Regions from separate parts of the Mus musculus genome. Here region 2 is linked to region 1. Evidence: chromatin loops called from intact Hi-C (ENCODE). Cell type or tissue: gastrocnemius. All regions are shown on one strand. Each heading gives the region's core, and the rest is flanking DNA. Links, peaks and the distances in the headings are about the cores only. Region 1 overlaps Gm46361 (a long non-coding RNA gene). Region 2 overlaps Rad51b (RAD51 paralog B).

Region 1 (9,989 bases), core at 2,429-7,428:
ATCTGTAAAGTAATGGCATGTACAGTCAAATATGACCACAAGCAGAAACAAACTTCATTTAGAAGCAATTATTTTAATTATATCAACTTCCGTTCTGTGACCAGGGTATCAGTAAGGTGAAAGACAGCATGTAGCAGCCACCTCCAGGGGTCCACAGAGGTCTCTTTAATTTCTTTAATGACAAGAAAGACTTTCATTGTCAGTGTCAATAGTGGCAGTAGTATGGGATGCTATGGAAACAGGGCTTGCATTGAGACGGTTAGATGGTTTGGTACTCCTGTGTTACACAATCTCCCCATACTCTCGATGCCGTTATTTGTTGTCTGTGTGAGCTCTTCATCTTGATCACCACAGCACTTTGTCAGGAGTTCTGAAATGTTTCTCAGATAATTTGCTGTTTATTCTCCCATCTCTCCAGAGAGCCTACCCTCACCTTCCTTTTGGCTCTTCAGAGCACTCATCTATCTATGCTGGGGTTATTGATAGACCGGGCACGAACAAAGTTTGTAGAGTGTTGACTCATCTGTGCTGGCTGAGAGGGAATCCCATATCACAACAAAGGAGGGAGACACGGAGCACATCCTGAGGAACAATATTTCCAGGGAAGCTGCAAATCCACCAAAAGAACAAACTGTCTCCAGGCATCACAACAACATCCACTCACACTCCAAACAGGCCAAGTGCTGTTTATGCTGGAAGGCGCACTCGTTTTTTAAAAGTAGACCTGGCACACCTCCTCTAGGAAAGATTTCATTGGCTGGGATTCTGGTGACCTCTCTAAGGTGGGGTACTAAGACCGTCGTTCTGGAGTGCCCTGGGTTCCACTGAATGTCTCCCAAATGAGTCCCGCCAGTGAAGTCTCACTGTCATATATACTGTCATATGCCTTAGTGTAAAAGAACCCATGAATAATCACTTACACTCTCTGTCCAGATCATTACTGTAGACAGCTGTTGGAAGGGATCGTACACCGAAGTCCTGTTACTGCCATCGGAAAGGGTCACTTATCTTAAAAAGTGAGTAGTCAGGTGGTGGTGGCGCACACCTTTAATCCCAGCACTCAGGAGGCAGAGGCAGGTGGATCTCTTGAGTTTGAGGCCAGCCTGGTCTACAGAGAGAGTTCCAGGACAGCCAGAGCTACACAGAGAAATCTTGTCTCATAAAACAAAAGCAAAAACAAACAGCGAGTAAAATGTTCTCATGACCATATTGTTAGGCAAAAAAAAAAAAAAAAAGCAAATAAAAGCAATTGTGTGGTACCTGGCACTCCTAGGACTAGGAGTGCCCTGTAACGGTCACATAAGAGCACCCTGTGACTATGTAAGGAAGGGAAGGGAGCACTTTGTGACTGCACAGAAGGCAGAACCCTCTGACTGTACAGGAGGGAGCACCCTATGACTCTTTACAGAAGGGAGCACCCTGTAACGGCACAGACTGGAGCACTAACTATGACATGAGAAGGGAATCGAGACCTCCTCCTTCACCCTCAGAAGAGTTCTGTTCTCTTCCTGTGTCAGGATGACCCCCTGCATCTGAATTCTCCTAGTCCTTTCCCTTTCCCCGTCCAAAACAGATGCTGGTGACAGCTGGGGAATGCATAGCAATAAAGAGTTATTGGACAATGGTCAGAGCCAGCCAAAGTGTGACTAGGCTGCCTTTTGGTGGCAAGTTGCCTGTCACCAGAGGCAACCAAACACGAGCCCAACACCTCTCAGCAGGGAGAACAGGAGGATTCCACCCAAGTTTCTCCAGGACTTAGGAGCAAAGACACAAAGACATACCTATTAGACCTTTTCTTTCTTCTAGATCCTTCTATTAAAATGTATCTGGCCCATAGATTACACCCTGGATATGAACTAATCATTTTTTAATAAGGACATGTGATTCATTGGTGTGAGGGTTTAGGTTCAGATAAATCTGTCTTCCCTTCCCTCAGTATTCATGGGTTCTTTTCTAATCAAGCCATGGTTCAAGAACCTTGAATTTAATACAGATTCTGAGGAAATGTCACAGGTGGCCAGGAACATCTCTGGTGGCACTTTGGAGGGATAACTTCTGGAGCTCAAAATTCCCAACTTCCCCAATTTCTAGAGCCCGAACAATTGGCCTCAGAGGTTTCCAGGAGATCTGAATTTTTAGACAACTTGGACATCCTGAAATCAAATGCAGATGAGGTCTTAAGAACTGGAAGAGGTCTCAGAGGGTAGCTAACAACTTTGAGAATTCCCAGAAGTCCCCCAGAAGTGACAGCTCCCAATCAGGGAGCTCAGGAGAGAAAAGACAGAAAAGGGAACAAGCTCAGAGGGGCCAGGGGCCTCAGGGTCTCCCTGTTACCTGTAGGATGCCCCCATCATGGCCCTGGTGGGAGGATGATCCTCATGTCTCAGGCCCTGTGCATTGTTTTGCCCCACCAGCACCCACTCCATGCTCATTATGGCCTGCACCTCTGGCTCCTCAGCTCCTCCTGAGCTGTTGGCCAACCTTGTACCTAGATCACCGCCCAGTCTCCTCTCTCTTCCCCTCTGTTGTGAACACAGGATGGGACCTGAGGAGGTCACAGCTCGGGCAAAGAGGGAGGGGCAGGACCAGCTCAAAGCTGCAGGGAGTAAATCAAACTGCTCTCTTCCTTGGGCTGTCTGACTGGCCTTGCAAGCCTTTCCAATCAGGGAGTCTAAAGTTACCATATTGACAGCATCTGCAGCCAAGCCCAGCTCTAAAGGAGATGAATAGCAGTGACGCAGGAGCCCAGTGGAGGTAAGTGGTTGGGCTGGGCTGGGGGGAGGAGAAGGGGGAGTCCCAGAGGAAAAGGACAATCTCAGCAGGGGTTCTGGGCACTAGAGAAGTGGGGGCAAGACGGGAAGCAGGCCAGCAGCCTCCTAGACCAAGAGAAGCAAGGAGGAGAGAGAAAAACGCGTCTGGCTTCAGAGAGTTCTTAAAAAGCTGTTCCAGGCTTTTTCTGTCTCCAGGAGGTTTCACTGAGCCTCCAAAGCAGGACCCCTAAAAGTTGAGTTTCCATGTGTACATAGTGGTGGGGTCTCCATTGGGTTTTGCTTTGGATTCGTTTAGTAAAGTGACTGCATCTTGTATGTCCCCTTCCTAAGTAGTCTTGACCAGCCCATGAAGAAATGGAAAAGGACTCCATTGATAATAATGGCCTGGAGGTCAGAGTGATTTAGCTGTGGACAATGAGACCAGGGAGGCCGAGGAGTGTTCGATGTCGGGGTGTCTCAATATGCTTTGCTCGGGCCTGGCCTGTTCTTTCTTAGGGAGGAAGGATACCTTGGAAAAGTACACAAGACAGATGACCCTGTCCCTCAGAGAGCATCAGCTAGAAGGGACCTATGTATTCCAAGGAGGAGGAAGACTAGAGGACCAGGCTGCGTCCCCTCCCTTCATGATTCACTACAGATACGTGCATTCCGAGCTCTGTGGAGTGAGTGGGTACCTAGCCCATCTAACTCTCCCCACTTGAGCTAAAGCGTCTTCACAGCGATAGGTTTTCTGTACCGTCTTCTCTATAAGTTTTCATGCCATTTTTCTGTCTACTTCAGCGACTACAGTAAATGCAGACATCATTGTGACAAGAAGGAAGGCAGATGGGGATATCCCTAGAGATGGTCTGGATGTGGCAGGGGTTTCTGAGGAAGGGGGCTAGCCTAAGGAGAGACCTAGATCAGCATTAACATGAGGACTAACCCCAGCATCTAAAACTCTGAAACCTGGACCCAGACCTCTATATATGGGCTGTTCACCTATCTAGTCCATGAGTGCTGTTCTTGGTAAGAGGTAGTAAGAGACAGGAGCTAATGGTGTGGTCAAGCTAAGGCCTTCCCTACATAGGTAGGACATTCAGCACTCATCCACATCTAGAAATGGTAGGTGACGTAAGTAAGTCCTGATGGACACAGCTCGCTTGTCTCATGGCCCAGTATCCCTAAGTGCTCCCCAGTAAGAGTAACCTGCTAAGAACTGGGCAGACTGCTTACCCAGAGTGACAGCTCCTATACCCACTGACCTTTGCCCTGACCTGTTGTCAACAGTAGCTGGAAGTCCTCCTTTTTCCTCCTCCTACCTCTTAGATCTCTCCCTCTGTCTCCTCCCCAGCGTCTTTTGCTGCTGCCGCATCAAATGGTGTCTTCTCTAGGTTTGGGCTTCTGTTTGCTCTTTCAGATATGTTTGTTCTGCTTGAGTGACCTTATTACTCTGCTGGCTTCACTTACCACCCATGCTCTACGATCTCAGGCCCAGCCATCTTCCTGAATTTCCCACATGTATTTCCAAATGCCTACAGGACACTTCGAGCTGGGCATTGTGTGGTTCTCTCCAATCACACATGTCTAAAGCATATTGGTTATCATGACCCTGCCTCCTATGACAATCGCCTCACATGTTCCTCCCCTGTCTCTTTTATGTCAGTTGACAAAATTGCTATCCCACAGATACCCAAATGGAAAACTTAAAACCACTCTTGATCTTCCCTCTCTCACTGACATCTGCCCTTTCCATCTGTGCCAACATCAACCTGAATGTGACACACACACACACACACACACACACACACACACACACACACACACACCGGCTATGGCAGATTCCCTCTGGGATCTGGCCACTCTTGGTTCTCTCTCTACTCTACAAATGGGAGACAACTGTTCAAACACAGTAGCTGTTTGTGCTAGTCTTTGTGTTCAGAACTGGTATGGGTGGGGTGTTTGGTGTTTTATCTGTGAACTGGATGTGTGCCTAGCTAGTGCTCACAGAAGCCAGAAGAGGGAGTTGGATTCCATGGAACTGGAGTTACAGGCCCATGTAAGCTACCTTGTGGGTACTAAGACTCAAACTCGAGTCATCTTGTAAAACAGACAGTGCTCTTAACCTCTGAGCCATCTCTCCAGCTCCACAGACAGTTTCATGACCTCAGACCCGCTCTAGAACCACGGATGACCTTTGAATTTCTGATTATCTTGCTTCTATCTCCACCCCAAACCCGGGGGTTATATGTGTGCTTGCACCACACATGGTTTCTGCCGAGCTGGGAATTCAACACAGGTCCTCATACGTGCTAGGCAAGCACTCTACCTACTAAGCCACATGAGCCCTTTCCTTGCAATCCTTTTTTATATTCCATATTCCACTTCATGTTGAACCCCAAGCCTATCTAAATAACAAATGGATAATTGATATTTTGGAAATCAATGTGGGGTCCTTAAAGGAGAATAAAGACCTTAGGGATGACCCCTTCTGTCCTCATGTTTACTCTGGTGGCTCCTCTTCTCAAATCTCCAGTGTTTCTCACACTGTTTCTGCCCCAGGTGTCTCCTGTCCAGATACATAGACAAGACACCAAGGGCAAGGGCATTCTGGTTCCATTCCAAGACAATGACTGGCACACAGTAGGGCCCTGAAACAGGCCAGCTGACTGTCAGGGGCATGAGGCAAGGGGAAGTGGCCGTTTGCTGCTACCATATCCAGTGGCCAAGCTGTTTGGATGGAAAAGGGCTTCACTGACAAGTGTGGAGCTGGACGCACACACCTCTTGCTCAAGAAAAACAGCTTTGTCCCCGTGTCTTGCCCTTTAAAATACCCCATGTACAGCCAAAGAAGAGAACCAAGAGCCAGACACATGCCCGTGGGATCTGATGGTCAATGGTCTGCTCTTATCATCCTGAGCAGAAAGTCAGCGGGCTAGAGCCAGTCCTAAGACTTGGCTTCTCCTTTCAAATGATCTGTGCAGACCCAATTCTATTTCTATCCCAACAACAAGGTATTTATTTCTTTTTCAAGGATCTCAAGTGAAGCCTAGCTTCTCAGTTGTTCCCACATCCCGTTCCTGGAATTCCCTAATTTCTATTCCCTGAGACAAGAATAATTGAATACAGGGCTTTGTTGGTCTTTGGCAAAGCACTTAGAATCGCTGCTGGCTTTGGCAGGATGGGGGCAAGGTGGACAGGTAACCAACCGTAAGAAATTCCAATAAAAATTCTGAGTAAAGGTACGCTTCAAATTAAGAGTTAGATTTTGTGTGTATGAGAGAGAGTTGTTTCAGGCTAGGTGCCTGCTCTCGGAACGTTCTGGGCATGTGCCAGTGTGCTTGGCGTCCCCTGTCATTGTTGACTCTTGCAAATTTCACACATGCTCACCTCATCTTCCTTTCTTTTTACAATCTCCCCAGAAAGCACCCCACCTCTGACCTGAGCATTTCATTAGTCCTCCCTCCTTAGAGGCCATTTGGGATTTTTCTTGACAGTCGTTTTATTCACTCTGGCTCAGACCTGCCAGCCCAGCTTTTCTCAGCCAAGCCTCCAAAGGAAACATGATCTGCTTGCTGCGTCAGATCACTTGGAAATAGATACGACTGGCTTGGAGTCACTCCACGCAGGGCTGTAAAATTGCTCTCCTCCTTCTAAGTGGGTTGGGTCAAGCCCAAGCTGAGGCAAGAGGTTTCCAAGGAACACGGAGCACAGGCTGTAGTAAGTGGCAGTGATGGAGACAGTGGCTCGCTCACTTTGGAGTCAGTATTAACCTTCCATTGTGAAGGGTGACCTTCATGGTCAAGCACAAGCAAGACACTGGGGTCTTTGCTGGGGTGCCTGAATCATTTTACAAGGGTGATGAGGATTCAGGCTTGCTGTGAATCTCTTCATTCAAGCCAAGTTCTAGTGTAAAGTTTTGCTATTTCCAAGAAGGTTAGTCGATTTGATTTCAAGATGTATGTGTCTTGTGCAAAGTTTGTTAAGGTATCTACTCTTCTATTGGGCCACACTAACAAATACCATCAAAGTTCTGATACTCTTTCCAAGGTTTCCTTGGAATTCCAAATAGGATTAAAATACTGCTTGGCTCCTCTTTTCTTGTTCATTTTAAATTGTATTTTATATGTCTGGATGGTTTGCCTGCATGTATGTACACCATGTACACAGAATAAGAAGGCCAGAAGACAGCATTGGATGCCCCCAGGAACTAGAATTATAGGCGTTGTGAGCCATGATGTAGGTGCTGGAACTTAAATCCAGCCCTCTGGAAGAACAACAAGTTCTCTTAACTGAAGAGCCGTTTCCAGCCCCTGGCTTCCTTTCTCACTGCTGTTTCATTCTGATGCCTGGGAGTCAGCCTGGTCTAATGAGTAGGGCTCTTAGGTGGGAGTCCCAGGTCTCAGCAATGCCAATCAAAGCAAGTCCTTTAATGTGCGTCAATTGCCTCATCTATGAAATGTGATTTGTGCTAAGTGCTTTGACCATCACAGAGCACTGTATAAAGACAGGGAAGGGTTGCTCTCAGCTGTAGCTATGGGATTGAAAACAAGGTTTTCTGGGGGTTTTATGGAAGCTGTGAGTTAAAACATGACAGGCAGACAAACATGACAGGCCAGAAGGCAGGACGATGACTATCCCATTAGAAACACGCTGCAAACTCTCTAAGCTCATCTGTCAGGATTTTCATATAACCTTTCATTTTAAACAATAGAATTAAGTTACTAAATCTCATGCCTGGTAAAATAATTTGCCCCTGCCCCCTTTTTTTCCTGCCAGGGACACAGAAACAATTCTCGTTGCTTAATTATTTTCTGGAATGATAAGGCACTCACTGACAGATCGAAGAAATGATTCCATCTGAGTCTATCCTGGTAAAGCAAGGTATTGGGGTTACAAGAGCACATGAAGTGGCCTCCATGCAAAGGGGAGGACTTTAAGTAGGGATGTAAAGTGGGAGGCATGCGAAGCGGGGAATTGGGAGCAGAGGAAAGGGGTAGACAGAATCTCTGGGATTGGTCTGGTTATCTGTCCCTTCTCCTAGTGAATCTTTAACGGCCTCATTCCTGTTTCTATAGACCTTGCTACCATTATATCTGCTCTGAAATGTGTGACAGTCTCGCCAAGGCCTGAGGAAGCTGTTTCTCTGCGGCTGTTTTGGTATTCAACCACTTGCCTTTGCCAAACAGCTTCTCAGTCCTAGAGATCTGGGGAGATCTAAGAGCAAAAGTCCTTAACTTCAAGACCAGCCCCTCGGGAGGTCTGAGCTTATAAATAGCTAACCATGGAGAAGGAGGCAGAGGGGAGCAGAAGAGTCACAATGGAGCAGTGGTTGGCAGAATGTGGTCCTAGGGCCAAACCCAGCTCCTGTTCTACTTCTGTAATGTGAGTTTGATTAGAACCAAGCTCATTTGTCTGCATGCTGGCAATGGCTGTTTTTGTACTACAGTGGCAGAACTGAGTAGCCGTGACAGAGACAGTGAGTGTCATGACTCAACTTGATTGCCAGGTTGGCTGAAAGGGCTTAAGAAATTAGTAAAGGGAACTTCAGGGTACTTCCCTCTGCAAGGATGATCCAGAGAACAGTAGATAAGGAGACAGACTTGCTATGACTGTGGTGACGCCATCTCAGCTGGGTGGATGCTCACACAGAATTAAAATAGGAAAAGACTCAGGAGGCAGAATTAAGAACATTATCTTGGGTTTGAGGCCAGTCTACTCTGCACTGTGAGTTCCAGCCAGGGAATCATAACAAGATCCTGTCTCAATAAAAACAAAACCAGGGTCTGTCACCGTGACTTACACTCTAATCCCAGCCATTGGGAGGCAGAGGCAGGAGGATCTCTGCAAGTTCTAGGTCAGCCTGATCTAGACAGTGAGTTCTAGGTCAGCTAAACAAGACCCTGTTTCAAAAAAACAAAGCAAAATAAAACAAAATAAAAGACAAATGTGAGATAGGGGCAGGGAAGGTAACCCTGTCTCAGCTTCCTGGCTGCCTTGAGGCAAGCTGCTATTCATTGTCCTGCCTTCTATGCCAGGATGGATTGAAACTCTGAAAACTATGAACAAAATAAATGTCTCCTCCCTTAAATTGTCCGGGTCATGATTTTGTCACAGTAACATGAAGTCTGACTAACACAGACAGCCTGACTCTCAAAGCTTAAAATATTTGCTTTCTCATCTTTTAAAGAACACATTTGTTGAGCTCTGACTTAAGGGAAACAAGTCTTACAAAAGTTTAATTTGGATTAAAGTAGGACCAGGAGAAACACAGCCCAGTTTACTGGAATAGTGAACACAAAGAGACAGAGGCAGTAGAGGATCTTTTATAATAAGACAAGCAATGAGCTGTCTTCTTATCTGTGGACATGGCTGAAATGTTGGTGGCCGTAGTGATGTTCAACCTCTTTGTGACTTCAAGATCTATAAGAGGTATCTCAAGACATTTTCTTCCATTCACAAGACTATATGAGGTCAAGACAGAAGCAGGGTTTTCAACCCATGCCCTTCCAAAAGGATGGTGAAGTTCAGGTTGCACATTCCAAGAGTCAACAGGTTAGCAAAATAACTCGGGTTCCCAGAAAGCAATACAACATCTACCTTGAACAAGGACAGCAGAGAAAGGTTCATAGCACCGAGGGTGATGACAGTCACCCCAGCAAAGTAGTCATCACTAGTTTAAAACTGGAGAAAGACCACAAAAAGACACATGAGTGGAAAGACATGTCTTGACTGGTAGGAATGGAAAAGGGCAAAACATAAGAAGAAGAAAGACACAAGAAGATACAAGATTAAAGTAACCGTATACACAATTTCCATTTGAAACTGCTAACATTAAACAGAAGAAACAACAGGAAGTTGAACGTGGTCAAGAGGAACGACTGGAGATGAGGATGAAGGATGGGCTGTGGCTGAGCAGGGAAGCTTCCTTTAAATCGACACTAACATGTTAGAAATCCATCTGTGGAGCAGGGCATCTTCTTCCCCATTGGTCATTTCTTTCTCACCCAAGAAATGTGTATGTGACCTCCAGTATATAGATATATAAAAGTTATATATAACTTTTGAGTAAAACTGCTGACACGGTGGTGTACTCAGACTCTCGTACTGGGGAGGCAGAAGCAGAGAAATCCCTGGGGCTTGCCAGCCAGCTGCTTTAGCCCAATTTGTGAGCTCCAGACCAATGAAGACTTGGTCTCAAGGGAGATAGATAGTATTCTTTTTTTTTTTTTTTTTTTT
Region 2 (9,989 bases), core at 2,776-7,775, 130 kb after region 1:
TCTACCCTGTGTCCAGAGCTGCCTCTCAAATGCCAAATTCTCTTATCATCACAATAAATAACTATTGCCTTCCTCCTCTAAAGTTACAAAATACCTTTTAAAATCCTCTCACTTACCTCCATTTTCTATTGTGGCATATTATTTGTGTGATTTTTGTATAATACACATTATAAATGAGCCAGAGGCATGCCCGGTTTGTGCCAGCAGGCCCTGTATCACTTAACACAAGGATGCTTACACTGACTAAATGACTAATAAGTTATTCCCATGCTGAACCATGTTATAGACTTGTTTTAACAGCATATTTACATTCTTAATTCTACCTTAAGCTAAAATTAATAGGTTTGCATTTTTTCAAGCTAACTGTAGCAGCCAGCTGTTTATACATCTCCTAAGTGAGCGGATTAAGTGAAGCTGTGCTTCACAGTTTGCCAAGAAAAGGCTACATGTGAACAATTAGGAGTTACTAATTGGTTAAGAACTTACAACTTTTTTTTTTTTTTGGTGGTGATAAAACTGGTGGAGTGTCCTAGTTCTAAAGGAAGGCAAAGGATGGTTCTAGAGATCAGAGACACGTTCAGGGCATGGGTGACTGTTTTAAACATTTCATAAAAGTAAATAAACAAGCAAATGGTTATAAAACCAACAAAAATAAAGCAAAATGAAAAACTCTATACCACGAGGCCCACGGGAGCGGGATGGAGGGGTGGCAGACACTTGGCTGTTCTTTGGTCAGATATATTTGGGATCTAATCAAGGGCTGCAAGGGCAAATGACAGAGAAAAGCTTCCAGGGAAAACTCTGAGTGAGTGACCTTGAGGAGACGTGTTCCAGACACACTTGCAAGCATCAGGCCAGTGTAAGAATAACCCCAGCAAGGCCTTTAAAGTTACTAATGATGAAGACAATGCTTCCAATTTTACTATATACTAGGCACTATGTAAACCCCTCAAATAGAGGCACCTTACATTGTTTGAATTTCATATCTCAGTACACATTTTTTGAGCCTATGAGATAGCAACACTATCAGTTCTACTGACAGACTTAAGCTATGAGAGATGAAGGCAGTTCCTTAAAGTCACGTAGATTGATTAACGGCAGAGCTAGGTTTCAAAACTAGGCTGCTAACCCCTACTTCGATTAGCCTTCTCTGGGCTCATCAGGTCTTGAAGATCAAATATCTTGTTATTCTCCTGTGCACAGGGGCTGAGAAGGGTCTTGGATTGCCCAAAGGCCCATTTCAGGAACGGTCCTGACAAGTTATCTTATCACTCCTATGAAAATGCTTGTCACTCAGACTCCACAGTCAGCTTCCTTTGTTCTGATGTTCAGTGATAACACAGGGCAAGAGGTCTCAACGAAGGCAGCACATGCATGCCCTGGCTTGGCAAGTTATTTAACTTTGCTCAACTGGCCTAGCAGCTGCATTCACACAAGTCAGGTGGCCTACAGCTGACCTTTAAGCTAGAGGCTTAAACTCAGGTTAGGAGAGGAAAGATAGGTCACTTCACGCAGCTTCAAACACAAGAGAAGAACTGGAGGTGGCTCTGGTGGTAGATGACTTGAGAGGGGTCAACAGGGAGGCTGTCAGTTACTATACATTCATGGTCTTGTTTCCTACAGGAGAACTTAGTGGTCCTTTCTGTCTTTGCAGTTTCTAGCATTCCCATGAGAGGGCTGGAATAAGTGCTCACTAATGCTGTTTATGCAAAATTCAAAGCAGGGAGAGTCTGCTTACTGACTCTTTATAAAAGGTGATTTCCTGCCCAGTGACCTCATTGGTTAGGAAACTGATAAGTAGGTCTTCTCTGTGTTCATTTTCAGCGGAAGTTCTGAAAACTGGGGCACTCTCCCTTCCTCCCATTTTTGAACAACTGTGATATTTAGACCTGCCAAGGCTGTATGACTTCATTGTCTGGCATTTGGTGGATTCCGATACAAATAAAAAAATAAGTCAAAGACATGAACTGGGACTTGAAAATATTTTCATGATTGGGTTGTTTTTTTCCTTTTTTTTTTTCCCCATCCTCACAGGCTAGAGTCTGCAAGGTCCCCAGAACAGCCTAGTTCATTCACACTGAAGTGAGGCTCTCTCAAAAGACTGTGGGAATCCTTATGCCCCACTCTGTCAGAGACTTGGCTAGGTGAGTTAAAGCTTGCTAGTCTCCTTCTGTGATTGCTTACCCATCTGTAAAATTCGAATAATAATTCTTGCCTCCAGGCAACCAAAGGTTCTTGGTGACCCTAGATGGAGATACTTGATATGGCTAAGGATAAATAGCAGGAACAAAGATACAAACACAGAAGATGAAAGGTGAGGGGGAAAAGATGTTTAATCGCAGCTCTCTCCCTTTCTTTCTTTCTTCCTTCCTTCCTTCCTTCCTTCCTTCCTTCCTTCCTTCCTTCCTTCCTTCCTTCCTTCCTTCCTTTCTTTCTTTCTTTCTTTCTTTCTTTCTTTCTTTTCCATTCTAATCGTTATCAGAGATAGCAAAGCTTAGGAATGACTCGGTGAGGATCTGGACGGAGCTTCTAAAACTTCTCCCAGAACTGCTATCTTTTGGAGCCAGTTCCCAGCCTCTGGTGGGAGTTGGATAGGAAAACACATTTCTCCCATGGTCTCTCTGCTCTGTACACACAGGATGTAGATCTCATGATTTCAGGGCTAGAGGAGGATAGCCAAGTTGTTAGGGAGCCTGGTTTCTAGAAGGTGATGGGCAGCTGGTACCACTCTGTGTCAGTCAGTATTTAGGAAGGGCCTGTGTGTTTATGTGTGTGTGTGTGTGTGTGTGTGTGTGCTGTAATGAAAAAGTTTCTTTTCTGAAAACATTTAAATTTATGACTTCTCTGCCAAACATTTCTGAGAGGTTAGACTGTTGCTAGTGAATAGCAGAAGCATGTTTGCTCTGTGGCAGAGGACTCAATTTTAAGTGAATAGACTTATGCATGTTTAAAAATAAGTGGAAAACCCCCACCCCCAAAACAAACAAACAAAAAACAACCCCCTAAAACCAAACTAACAAAGTGGTGACTTCCAGAATAGGAACGGAAGGGAAGGGGAAGGGCTTAAAGGAGTGAATGTTTGGAATACTTGGTTCTTCTTGTCCAGTTGGGTAAAAAGTAAGTTCCTGGGATAAGAAGTAGGAAGTTACAAACGACAATACTCAGGGTTTTCAGGACTGAAATGAGTGTAGGGAAGGATGGTGGGTTACCATGGGAACTTTTTATGGCAGGCCTGATGGTCTGGCCTGTGGTTCTACTCCTGGTTTAGCTGCAGGCTTTCAACAGGAACACTTGGGAGAAGGAGCAGCCATAACAAAGCACCCAGGAGTGAGCCACAGGGCTGACTTTCCCCAATCCTCAGTAGCTTCACCCATGGTCAGAAGGAGTTGTTCAAAGTGACTTCAAATGTCCTTGGGTATACTTACAAACAAAAACAAAGACAAAACAAAACAAAACCCAAAACCAATAAACAATAAACAAACAAAAAAAAATCCAGAGTCTATGATATTTTGACAGCAAAAAAATTGGCTTCTTATTTGGGACCTTGTCTTTTCTAGGAAGCCTGAGTGCACAGTGCTTCCATACTGCCTTTAACTGCCAGGCCCTGCTCAGCAACCATGTATACATACCTAAAGACAGTGCAAGTGTGCGGCCCCTTTGCCGACAACAGGTTTCTCCCCAGACCAGGCCTTTTTCTTTGTCTGTTCTACCTACTACAACCCACGAGGACCAACTTCTAGCAAACACAATTCCCAATCAACAAAGCTTTTAAACTCCAGAGTCTGAGTGGTTGACTGGGACCAGATGGGGATCACCATCCATTTGATTCCAATTCTCCTGTACCAGACCAGGCCAGGGAGCCACTGACCTGTGGCAGACATTTTCCATGGGCTCACCCATTTGATCTAGGGAAATGCGCGGAGAATCTGGGTTACCCCAGTAGAAAGATGAAGTAGGGGAAACATTCAGATCCCCCCCCCCCCCAGCTTTCCACATAGTCAACACTGCCTAGCTGGGTCTCAAGAATCTTCACTGTGTCTGATGTAGAAAGACAGCCGCAGTTGAAGATGAACGGGACACTGCCCGGAACAGGAGTTTTAAAAAACGAAGATTCAAGGTGACCTTCGAGTTCCATGGAGCCACAGGGCCAACATATCAAACAGAGAGATTGGGAAGGCTCAAACATCTATTCTCCAACACAATTTCCTTGGGGGGCTTGCAGTTCGCTAACTGAACCTGTGAACCAGCTGTATTTAGTGTGCTCTCTGCTTCCTTGGGTCTCTAGAACTGACAATCGTCTGTAGGTCAAGTTCCAACGGAAGTGACATTTCTGACCTAGCTCTATAAATAGAGTACTGGAAAAACACCATCAGCTGTACAGACTGGCCCAGGAACCACACGCTAACTATTAAGCAACCATACTGGACTGCCATTTTAGATGAGAAAGAAATAGCTTATGTTATTTATAACCTTCTGAGTTACAAGATTCTCAAAATACTTGGAAGCTATTAGTCTTTCAGATTTACAAGGAAAGGATCTGAGGCATAAAGCCATGTAACAACTGTCTCACCCAATACCATCTGCTCACAGCCCAGTGACCTGCTAGCGGACCAGGCCACTTTGCTTAGGTCATGGAGAAATTGTCGTCTCTGGGCTCTCTCAGCTAGAAGAGAAGGGGGATGGATTGCTGTCCAGTGTTTGCTCATATCACATGCTCAGCCCGACTCAAGCCCCAGTAACACTCATTCCTGGGGAGACTGAGCAAAGGGAAGCAGAAGCCATCTGCTATGGTAGAGTAATCAGCACCTTTGGAATGCAAGATTTAGAGGTGGATTAACCTCCCCTAGCAGCAGGTGGAGCAGAGGCGGGGTGAGCTCACCACTAGGATAAAGCCTGGTATGCACCAGCACAAATCATTCAAACAGCCCCGCTGATTTTTGTATGGGGAGAGAATACTTAGACTTTCCCAGAGTCTTGGAATGGTCGTGTAAGTTATTATCCAGTCGGGATACTTGTGAGATAGAGATGGGCTCATTTGAGTCATAAGGGGACAGCAGCGATGACTTGGGACTGTCCTGGGTGAATGCAGGTGTCATCTAAGAGGGTTACCATGGAGAAACTGTCTGGAATCAGGGTGAGGAGGCTCCCTCTTAGAAAAGGTCAATCTGAACACTGTCCCATTTGGCAACCAAACTATCCCAACTATGTAGGGCTTCTTCTGGGCTGTGCTTGCAGTGACATGCGTCAATATCTTTAAATATAGCTAAGGAAAAAAAAATAGCAGGAATAGTCCCAGTGTCTGAGTAGAAAGAAGCAATCTCCTCTCATGGGTTCAGCTGGCAACACCACCCAGGAGATCACTGGAGCCCCTGAGCCAGGAGTACTGCTTTCTCCCTGGTACTTTCTATTGGAGGGGGACAGTCCTGAAGGATGACCTGAAACTAAGTCTCTCAACCTGTGAGAAGAAGTTGTGTGTGCAGGTGTGCATATCCATGCAGTGTGTGGGTGAGCCAGAGGGTGACATTAGGTGTCCTGCTTTTCCACAGAGGCTGGAATTTTACATTGAATCTGGAGTTAAGCTGTGAGCCCTAGGGACCCACTGTAGTGCCATGTTACAGGCAGGTGTGGCCATGCCTGGGTTTTTATGTGGATGGTGGAGATCTGAATTCAGGCCCTCATGCCTGCACAGCAAGTGTTCTTATCTGCTGAACCATCTTTCCAGCCCTGAGGAGAATCTCTAATTAATAATGAATTCCCTTATTAGAGTGAATTCATGCACACGAATGGGAATGGAAATACACACACACACACACACACACACATACTAGCAAAAAAAAAAAAAAAAAAAAAAAGCAAAAACTGAACTATTTAAAGAAACCTGAAGCACATTAAAAAAAAAAATCCATGCTCATTTAAAATAAGCCAGGATGTTTACATGAGATGTCCCTTGTCCCCAGATGTATTTCTATCCTCTTGCTATGGATTTTTCACATTGCACTTAACAGCTGTCCTGGTCTGAATTTTGTTTTCCTGCTCTCATCATGGTATCTGAGGCGGCCGGAGGATGCCAGAGTTGCAGTCTCAGTAAATCTGTATTATGCATGGTCATCATCTTAGGTTTTGGCCATCTGATGTTTGTTTCGGGAAACACGGGCTAATGGAGAAGGAACACAGCTGTCTAGTCTGACATCAGGTTGGTTGGAACCCTGACTGCTGGGGTGAGAGAAATTCCTCAGACATGGACATCCAGACAACTGCCTTTGAAGAGAGCTGGAAAAGGTTAAAAAAAAAAAAGGCATATCCTTTATCAGTTACTCTTCCTAGGAAGACTTAAGACGCAGGAAATATATAGAAGCTGTACATGTTTCAGGCCTTAGTTTGGATAATGAGAGAGCCATGTGATAACCCACTCAGCTGAAAAGCAAGGGGACTCTCTGACAGCTATGCTTTGACTTTGGGAACTCAGCTCACAAAGAAATGGAAATCCCAGGTCTGGTAGCCAGTCCCTTCACGTTTAGTTGAAACCTACTACGTTTAGTTTAGACCTACGTGAGCAGTTCCTACTTCATACCTGCATCAGCTCACTGGCTCTGCAAGAGGCAAGGCCAAGAGGCAAAAGAGAGAGAGAGAGAGAGAGAGAGAGAGGATTTATCAGGAAGTATGTTCTTGAAGAAAAATGTTTCTGTGAAACCAGTGACCAAAAGATCTTCAGCGACACTTCAGCTAAACACAGTGTCTAATCCTGGACTGAACTCTAGAAGGCCTGCCACAGCAACATTACTGGGACACCTGGCAAAGCTTAAATATTGCCCTTATATTACATTACAGTGTTGTATCAATATTAATTTCCTGGGTGAAAGAATAAATGTAGTATGGCTGGCTGTATAAGAGAAATTGTTGTTCTTGGGAGACAAATGAAAGTCTCAGGGGATGGAAGACTATGACATCTACAACGTGCTGTTAAATGGTGCCACAAAGACAGTAACAACGTCATGATATCACAAACTAGGTGGATAATGACAGTAAGCCAGAAGCAGGTGAGGCAGAATGTCAACAGCTAGGAGATGACACACAAGCTCACTGTAGTTTTCTTAGAATGTCCTGTGTAAAAATGTAAGTTAATTGTGAGAGATGGACTGGGCCACTCACAATAGCAGGACATGGGGTTGGGTCAAATGTTTCTCACATCAGAATCACCTGATTAACCCTTTAAGGTGTTGAATATGGAGTTCCAGGATTCAAACCCCAAATCTAAGACACCAGAACTTCTACTGGCACTGTCGTCCCCCCGCCTTCACCCCCAGCCCCCTAGCACAAACACGTAGCAGGAGTTTGCATTTCTGTTTGCAATGGCCCAGGTGCGTTTGCATTGGGAAATCTTCAGTGTCTTGTGACACAGGCTCTGTATCCTTTTCATCTTGGAGACACAGCTCTGCAGAATGCCCTTTGGCCCAGTGTTTAAAAATGTTGTCTGCTGACTTTATCCTCGTCCTAGCTCCCAAGGGGAAGAGAGATGTGAGTGCTTTTTCAGAGTGGCCATAACTCATCTGTCTGGAGCTGCTGTCAGAGGCGCCACCCAAAACATCCAGAGAGGGTGGAGGAGGGACAGCTGACAGTTTGTGGCATAAAACAGGTCAGGGCTAGAATGGGCCAGGTCCGTCATTTAGGGACTCTCATTAAGGCGCCTTCCTCTGTTATGCTCCTTGGCCTGAAGTTCTTCAAGGCACTAAAGTGGTTCAGCATCCAAGAGGTCCAGCTCTTGCTGTCACTGACTAAGGAACACTCAGGGAGTCAGGATAAGTAAAAGGGACAGGAGACAGACATCCTCAGGTGTCTCTAACTCTGGGGTTGTACGTATAGCTGATAAATGAAGAGATGGAGGGAGGGAATGAGGGAGGGAAAGATGGAGGGAGGGAATGAGGGAGGGAATGAGGGAGAAAGGGAGAGGGAGAGGGAGAGGGAGAAAGGGAGAGGGAGAGGAAGAAGGAGAGGGAGAGGGAGAGGGAGAGGGAGAGGGAGAGGGAGAGGGAGAGGGAGAGACTTAGCCACTGTAGCCCACCTTGCTGCAGCCATTGTTGAGGCCTGAGTTCAGGCCTCTCTGCTGGCCCAGCTGCCTTCCTTCTGGCATCTAAGAGCAAGCAAACAGCGGTGGAGAATGCTTTTAATTATCACCTAGCATGAATGTGAGGATTTATTGTTATGCTTTCCTCCCACCCATCTCAATTGCCCCTCTGGGAAGCAGAATGACTGATAGGAATCAGTATACACTCTTGTATGGAGAGAATGGAATGTGGGCGGCACACAAGTCTGTGCCCCTAAAGGCACTGAGCAGGGGAGAGGAGTAGATGTGGATCTGTGAGGAGCTCCGGTCCATGAAGGCCTCCCAGTGGCCTTGCCAGAGCCTTTCGAGTGCTCCCTCAGAGTGGCCTACCTTTGTTTGACATATGTAACATGGTCTCCTTGAACCAAGGTTAGGAGAAGCTGCCAGACTTCCCTTTTGGAGGGTTGTGCATACATGGGAGGAATAGATGTCCCCCAACACCCCAACACAAGGCTCACAACAAATTAGGGGCATAGAAGAGAGGAAAGCTCTTCTATGTACCACATTCACAGTGAACACTAGATGGTATATTGTACGGTCCCAACAATGTGTAGATAACCAGCCTCCGTGTGTGTGTGTGTGTGTGTGTGTGTGTGTGTGTGTGTGTGTGTGTGTGTGTGTTTGTGTGTGTCCAAGTGCATAGGTCTAAGGGCTGAAGGTACTTTTAGACAATGAGGTAATCTTGCTTCAACATTCTCTACTTCCCTAGAGGCATCCAGATCTTTGAGGGTTAGTCAAGTAGTTTTAGAAAGCGACCTCATGGCAGAGAGGAAACTGACAAGGGAGAGAAGCTGATACCAGCAGAGTCTTTTTAACTGGGGGAACTGGTTTCAGTGGGTAGTAGGCAGTCAGGATACATCTGCAAAATATGAATTCTTAAGCAAAGCAATTTCCGTCTTCCTCACAGCCACTGTTTATCCAGAAATGGGATAGAACTACGGGTTTTCCAAAAATGACCAGAGTCAGGAGAGCAATCAAGACCACCAACCTGTGTAATGTGTCCCGCATCTCAGACATCAGTTGACATAACAGTAAAGACTTATGAGGTAACATTTTAGGATAATGAGTGTGTTCCGGGTGCTGGGCTAAACACCTCGACTTATATTGTCTCCGTGAGGGAGGTACCACCATCACACCAATTTTCTAAGGGAGGAAGCTGAGCTGCCAAGAGAGTTATTTGCCCAAGGCCACTTGGCAAGTGGCACAACCAGGATGTGAGCCCCACGGTCTAACTCATTATTTCTCCTTTCATTATTTCCTTCTGGGAGGGAAAAGTAACCAAGCCTCAGCCCACGCCATTTTTCCAGATATCCTCTTCTTCCTCAACAAATTGTAATATGTAGTTTTTCATTTAGAGTTCTCGGTGCCTTTCTAGAAAAGATATTCTAATGAAATTCTCTCTCTGTTGTTGGGAAATCCAGTCAAGAAACTGACAACAAAGAAAAACAAACCTGCAGGTTTTCTTCGGCTATGTAAAATATGTAAAATATCCCCAGCTGTTAAAACTGGTCGAGTGTCTTTCTATGATCATAATCTACACATCTGGATTTCTTTGCCACAGATACGTGATTATGTATCTCTTTATGTTTTCAGACATGCCTGTATTTTATGGCATCTCTAAGTAGAGGTGCTGTGTTGGTCATTTCAATTTCCATTGCTAATTTCCTGGTATATTTTCATTAGCATTAACTCTACAATGAAAAACTGCAGAAGGCACGAGTGATAGAGTTAAGAGCCCTGGACAAAGCCAGCCTGGGGCTACTTTCGGTAAGGGCACTTGCCACCAAAACTGACAACCTGAGTTCAGAACCCACACGATAGAGGAAGAAAACCAACTCCTGTAGCATGATCGCCCAACACTGACCTGCCCCCTCCCAACTCCCCCCCC

What was found. A loop is a pair of places that touch in the nucleus more often than their neighbours do. Peaks named below come from ENCODE experiments on the same cell type or tissue, not always from the same donor. Only the 100,000 strongest peaks of a DNase experiment are listed, where the experiment ranks them.
Region 2: it touches region 1 in a loop (2.8-fold over the local background); 2 of 42 quality-filtered maps call a loop at or near these places.

The regions. Positions count from the first base shown.
Region 1 is chr12:79,883,765-79,893,753 of GRCm38, reverse strand. The region is part of intron 1 of Gm46361 (a long non-coding RNA gene); the gene reads right to left. It overlaps Gm46362 (a long non-coding RNA gene), which reads right to left and starts at 1,101. Exons shown (of 2, transcript XR_001780643.1): 1 at 921-1,101; 2 at 54-607. In gastrocnemius, for the core only: a CTCF peak has its summit at 4,768 (motif pointing right); DNase peaks (open chromatin) are centred at 2,812, 5,480, 6,100 and 6,338; H3K4me3 peaks cover 556 bases; H3K27ac peaks cover 4,643 bases.
Region 2 is chr12:79,754,111-79,764,099 of GRCm38, reverse strand. All of the region lies in intron 8 of Rad51b (RAD51 paralog B), which reads right to left. Among named protein-coding and RNA genes, the nearest start is that of Gm36048, 40 kb to the left of the region's middle. In gastrocnemius, for the core only: a CTCF peak has its summit at 4,847; no DNase peak of the experiment used is centred there; H3K4me3 peaks cover 815 bases; H3K27ac peaks cover 4,797 bases.